Regions from separate parts of the Homo sapiens genome. Here region 1 is linked to region 2. Evidence: read pairs that join two places in POLR2A ChIA-PET (ENCODE). Cell type or tissue: K562. All regions are shown on one strand. Links, peaks and the distances in the headings refer to the core of each region. The heading gives the core; the rest is flanking DNA.

Region 1 (2,915 bases), core at 112-2,611, 370 kb before region 2:
GTGGTTCTGTTATCTCTGCTCTCCCCTCTGTAAGTGGTCCCTTCAGAAAAGTCTCAACATCTGGGTTGATTTCTCTTTCCCACTGGGACTCTGCCAGATACATGGCGTGTCATTGGTTGCCAGAATGCCAGGTCATTGACTTCTAATTTCTCTAGTTTTGATTTCATGCTCATCCAGCAACTTTCTGAGATTAGTCATTCCTTGTGCATTTATCTTCAGGAAAGGAAGGTAAATAGGCATACACCAGTAGCAGCGTATGGCAGCCTGCTGGTTGGTTATATTCTCACTGTAAATTAATAAACTGGCATTCTAAAAAATACATCAGGGTCTCATGAGTTAGTTAACATGAGTGTCTTTAGTGATCAGTCCCGCTGCCAAAATCAAACCGAGTGAGGGCCACAAACAAATCTGTGGTCACTTGATCACAGTCTGCCTTTGGGAGATCTTATCTCATAGTCCCGGCCTTTCCCAGGCTATAGAGTCACCTTTTTCCCCATAGTCTCTCTGGCAATTCCTGCTTATTCCCCTTTGCTGAAATTTATCCTTCTCTGCTTTGCAGCCTTCCAATAGGGCTTGAGACTCAGGCCTAGGCCCCGCTCATTGCCTCACCCCATGGCTTCTCCCTAGGCAGTCTCATGCACACTCACAGCTTCAGTTACCGTCTTGATGCCAGTGGCTGCTGGATTTACTCTCTAGCCCAGAACTCTCCAAGCTCACGGCCTTGTGCCTGACTCCGACTTGGCATTTCTTCCTGCTTGTTTCATGATTATTTCAAATTCTAAATGTCTGCCCTAGCCTAATCAGTCTAAGGTCGCCAGGAACAGACCCACAGTCTGACAGAGTGAGGTTTATGGCTCTTTGCAGTGAGGAAGACCATACCAGAACACCGAGAAACTGTGGGGCATGTCAACAAAAAAGAGGATAGAGTTGTTGTAGGACTTGGAGACAGAGTGGTATTAGGTGAAGCATAAATGAAGCAAAATAGAACTGTGTCTAAAGGGACCAATATTAAGTCTGACTGCGAAGCGGACCCAGGTCCCGTTTCCTTGAAAACTACAACGTTCAAATAGACGTGGAACATTGTTCTAGAAATCCCTTACTTGAAGCTCTGCAGTAGCTGGAAATAGGGTTCTTTTCTGTGTCACAGTGACTTAGATCCTGCAGGCAAGAGTGGGATCTTCTTACTTGTATAATTTCAAAGAACAAAATTTGTGCGAGTCTGGGATTTTACAGAATAAGGCTTCTCAGTGAATAAGAAGTTAGCAGTCACTCAAAGAAGAGGTCATTATGACACTTTACAGTTGCATTGTCTTTGAGAGATATTTTCTGTTAACTTGGCACCTGACTTTATCTGTGTTTGTTATTCCAGCCTGACAGAAGTCAGGACAGACTTTTGCTTTCTCGGTGCAAGCTGATTTTTACTTCCTGTTGTCATATCTGCCTCATGCTATCTGTTCCCTGCCCCTGTCTTACACTGGCCTGCCTCAGTCTCCCCAGAGCACCAACACCCAGACTAGAGACCCAGGAGTCTTCCTTGTTACCTGTCTCTCTTCCTCACTACTCCGCATGAAACCTGTCCGCTAGTAAGTCTTGTGAGTGTTACTTCATGGATGCATCCTGAATCATCAGCCTGCGTCTGTCTCCACTGCTGTGTTCTGCCTCCTCCTGGCGGTCTCCTCACTGCCACTCTCCAGTCCCTCAGACACACTGTAGCCTGAGTAGTTTGTGGCAGTTCAATCTGATGATGCCATTCACCTGCGTAAGTCTTCAGACGCTTCTCTTTGTTTTTAGGATAAAGAGCAAAAACCTAAAAACCCCACCCAGACTCATTATCATCCAAAAACCTAAGCAAAACCATACTACGGCTTAAAAGGCTTTATATTATTGGGCACAGCCCCGGCTCAGAGTCACTGCCTAATCTGACTACCTCGACATGATCAATCTTCCTTTGAAATGTTGTCATGGTACCCTATGCTTCCTTCAGACACATGGTTTTATTTCCATTTTACTTTATAAGCTGTTGGGAGTGCAGGGCCCCTGATTTTATCTGTCATTATCTCGGCCCCTGATTTTGTCTGTCATTATCTCCCTGGCTGATTATTCGGTCTTGAGGGAGCACCCTACTGTCTCTGCATGCCCTTCTTTCTTTCTCTCTCTCTCTTCCTTCCTTCTCCCTTCCCTTCCCTCCCCTCCCCTCCCCTTCCCTTCCCCTTCCCTTCCCTTCCCCTTCCCTTCCCTTCCCCTTCCCTTCCTTTCCCTTTTCTCTCTCTCTCTCTCTCTGTGTCTCTCTTTCTCTCTTTCTTCCGAGTCTCACTCTGTTGCCCAGGCTTGAGTGCAGTGGCATGATCTCAGCTCACTGCAACCCTGCAACCTCTGCCCCCTGGGTTCAAGCGATTCTCTTGCCTCAGTCTCCCGAGTAGCTGGGATTACAGGTGTGTGCCACCACGCCAGCTAATTTTTGTATTTTTAGTTAGAGACCAGGTTTCACCACGTTGGCCAGACTAGTCTTGAACTCCTGACCTCAGGTGATCTGCCCGCCTCGGCCTCCCAAAGCACTGGATTACAGTTATGAGCCACTGCGCCTGGCCTGATGCCCTTCTTTCTAGTTTGCAGTCCTATCTCATGAAACTCACATGTGCTCCAGGAAACGTGGTGTTAACAGAAAGGAAGGATCAGATTGGGCTGGGCTGGTTCCAGGAGGTTTACTGTGGCCTCCTAAGGCATCTTTTATCTAATTTTGGCTTTTGAGTTTTTACCATTTAGCCAACATCAAGAAAAATAAAAATTCTTCTTTTTATAAGGCCTAGATCTGATGGCCCTCCCCAAGCCTTCCCACGAGCCTGTCTTCCTAGACTAATCATGCTAGACATGACTCTAAGAATAGAGCTCTACAGAGGAAATTCACGATTGTACTG
Region 2 (2,915 bases), core at 240-2,739:
TGGAAACCCTCCCATCATTTCACCTCCCTCCCCACCCCAAGCTCCAAACAAATCCTGTGCCTTGGTCTACGATGAGGAGGGGGGAGGAGTATTTAATTTGGTAATAAACTTGGATCAGGTCCTGCTCCTGAAAACAGAGCCTGCCTCCATCTGCACTTGGCCATATACACCCAGCCTTAGGATTTGGGGGCCCAGCTCAGGAGGGAAGGGGATAGGCAGCCCCTGAGCCCTGGTGAGACACTCATGGTGTGGCCATCTAGAGAGGGTGCTCGCCGAAGTCTAGGGTCCAGAGTGTAAATGAGCAGTCACTAAGGTTTAGAACAGTATCTAGACCTTGGAAATGTATGCAGCATTCAGCAACAAGCCATTTAACTTCCAGAGATTGACCTCTAAGCAAAATATTGGAGCTGTGTGCAAAGACCTCTTGTATACAGTGATATTCTGGGTGACATTTGACATTCTTTCTGCAAATGCCTGAGTCATGCCCAGTTCATGCTTGTGAGGGGCACAAAACAGTGAACAAAGTCAACAGCTGTGTGCCTGTCCCGGGACAGAGAGCTCGTGTTATTTGCTTTTGCAAATGATTAGATAAAATAGATTTGACGAAGATAGAGCGCGCACAGCCAGCCCTCCCCTGCCCCAGCCTATTGAACGCTTGCATTTTCTCCAGACCTCAGCCCAGACATCACATGGGTGGGCACTCTCCCTGACCTAACACGGCTTATACTCGGGACTCTGTGTAGTCTCGCCCACAGCACTCCTGGTCTGTGATCAACGTGTTCATCTGTGGACCAGCTCTAAGTCCCATGGAGCAGGACCAAGTCTCGGTGACTCCAGCCCCACCCCTAGCATTGTGCCCGCCAGGTTCCGCAGCAGATGCACGGGTGCGGCCATGGAGTGGACACGCGCTTAAGTAAGCCCTGTGGGACTGGGCCCTGGGGCTGTTTACCCACGTGCTGCCTTATTCAGCAATTTTAAAGGAGCTGTAGGAAAATACGTGTGAGAAATGCTCATAAGATCATATCAAGGGACACAAGCCCATTATAAAACAGCAGGTACAATTTGATCGCAAGCAAAATAATATCAGTAGTATCTGTGCATTACAGAACAGACTCATATCCTGCTTCTGGGAATGTAAAATGACACCTCCTGTGGGTGCACTGGGAAGGGAAGGATGGTAGGCCAGGCTTTGGCAGTTTCTTTAAAAACTAAGTCTATTACCATGACCCAGCAATTGTACTCTTGGGCATTTATCCCTAGGAAATAAAAACTTCTGATCACACCGAAAAGGGCACACGAGTGTTCATGCATCTTTATTTATAACAGCCCCAAACCGGACACAGCCAACCCAGATGTCCTTCACCAGGTGACCGGCTAAACACACCGTGGTGTCTGGAATACAGCGGTAGGAAGAGGTGAGCTACTGCACACACCCACCTGCCCGATGTCACGGGCATTGCACTAAGCAAAAAGGCCAGTCCCAAAAGGTCACGTTCTGCCTGATTCTGTATATACCACTGTCTCGAAATGACCAAGTGTGGCACTGGAGAACAAAGGAGTGGTTGCTAGGGGTTGAGGATGGTTCGGGGGAGGAGACCAGCAAGGGGGAGCCCGAGAGAGATAGCTGGGTGATGGGACACCCTGGACTGGGCGGTGGCTTCATGAATCTACACGTGCGATCGAATGGTGGAGAACTGTGCACACATCGTACAATACCCATTTCCTGGTGTCAGTTAGCGCTATGGTGACATCAGCGGCAGCTGTTGCAGGGAAACTGGGTGAAGGGCCCATGAGAGCCCTGTCTGCTCTCCTTGCCACTTCCTGTAATCTGATAATTATTTCAAAGGAAAAGTAAAAGAAAAAAATGCTGCAAAGAAAGATTCCTAAAGGTAACTGGATTTATGTCTTAGTGCTAATATTAAACTGATTTTTTTTTAAAAATCCACTTCATTTCCAATATTTTCCATGCTTTCTCCAAGCAACATGGATTACATTTGAAACTAAAAAATAATCAAGAGTGAACATTAGGCGAAAGCAGGGATAGAATCTACAGGAGCTCTCTGGACTATCGTTGTAACTCTCTGTGTTTCTAAAATTATTTCCAAATGAAAAGAAAGTTTTTAGGCTGGGTACGGTGGCTCACACCTGTAATCCCAGCACTTTGGGAGACTGAGGCAGGAGGATCACTTAAGCTCAGGCATTCAAGACCAGCCTGGGTAACATAGCGAGACTTCATCTCAATAAAAATTAAATAAATAAACTTTTTTAAAAAAAGAAAAGTTCTTAAAAACAAATAGCAAATAAGATCAAATGTTGCATACGTGTAGTGAAAAGACAAAAAGTAACAATAAAGTGAGAACTCTTTGCTTAGGGGAAACTCATTAATTAGATTAGAGCAATTAAAAGAGGAAAACAAAAATATCATGAGATGTTGTGAATAAGGCATTTAAAACATTTTAAAAGTCCGGTCTCTTCATAGAGTGCATAGAGAGGGTGTTGGTGAATTTTCTGTCCCTAGGGCAATACCTGGGTGACTAGGCATATTGGATTAGTTCGTTCCAGCTGCCATAACAAAGAACCACACACTGGGTGGGTGGCTCAGACAACAAAAATGCATTCTCCCAGAGTGCTGGGGGCTGGAGGCTGAGATCAAGGTTCCAGCAGGGCTGGTGCCTCCCGAGGCCTCTCTCCTTGGCTTCTAGATGGGGTCTTCTCCATGTGTCCTCGAGTGGACATCCCTCTGTGTGTGTCGGTGTCCTAATCCAGCAGGGCTGGTGCCTCCCGAGGCCTCTCTCCTTGGCTTCTAGATGGTGTCTTCTCCATGTGTCCTTGAGTGGTCATCCCTCTGTGTGTGTCGGTGTCCTAATCCAGCAGGGCTGGTGCCTCCTGAGGGCTCTCTCCTTGGCTTCTAGATG

The links. ChIA-PET counts read pairs that join two places held together with the same protein. Peaks named below come from ENCODE experiments on the same cell type or tissue, not always from the same donor. Only the 100,000 strongest peaks of a DNase experiment are listed, where the experiment ranks them.
Region 1: POLR2A ChIA-PET joins it to region 2 with 5 read pairs; 2 of 35 experiments call an interaction of 5 or more read pairs at or near these places.

Annotation. Positions count from the first base shown.
Region 1 is chr21:43,652,527-43,655,441 of GRCh38, reverse strand. The region is part of intron 3 of HSF2BP (heat shock transcription factor 2 binding protein); the gene reads left to right. Among named protein-coding and RNA genes, the nearest start is that of HSF2BP, 5.5 kb to the left of the region's middle. In K562, for the core only: a CTCF peak has its summit at 1,666 (motif pointing left); a DNase peak (open chromatin) is centred at 1,645.
Region 2 is chr21:43,286,053-43,288,967 of GRCh38, reverse strand. No RefSeq gene overlaps it. Among named protein-coding and RNA genes, the nearest start is that of LINC00322, 45 kb to the left of the region's middle. In K562, for the core only: no CTCF peak of the experiment used is centred there; a DNase peak (open chromatin) is centred at 1,625; H3K27me3 peaks cover 1,782 bases.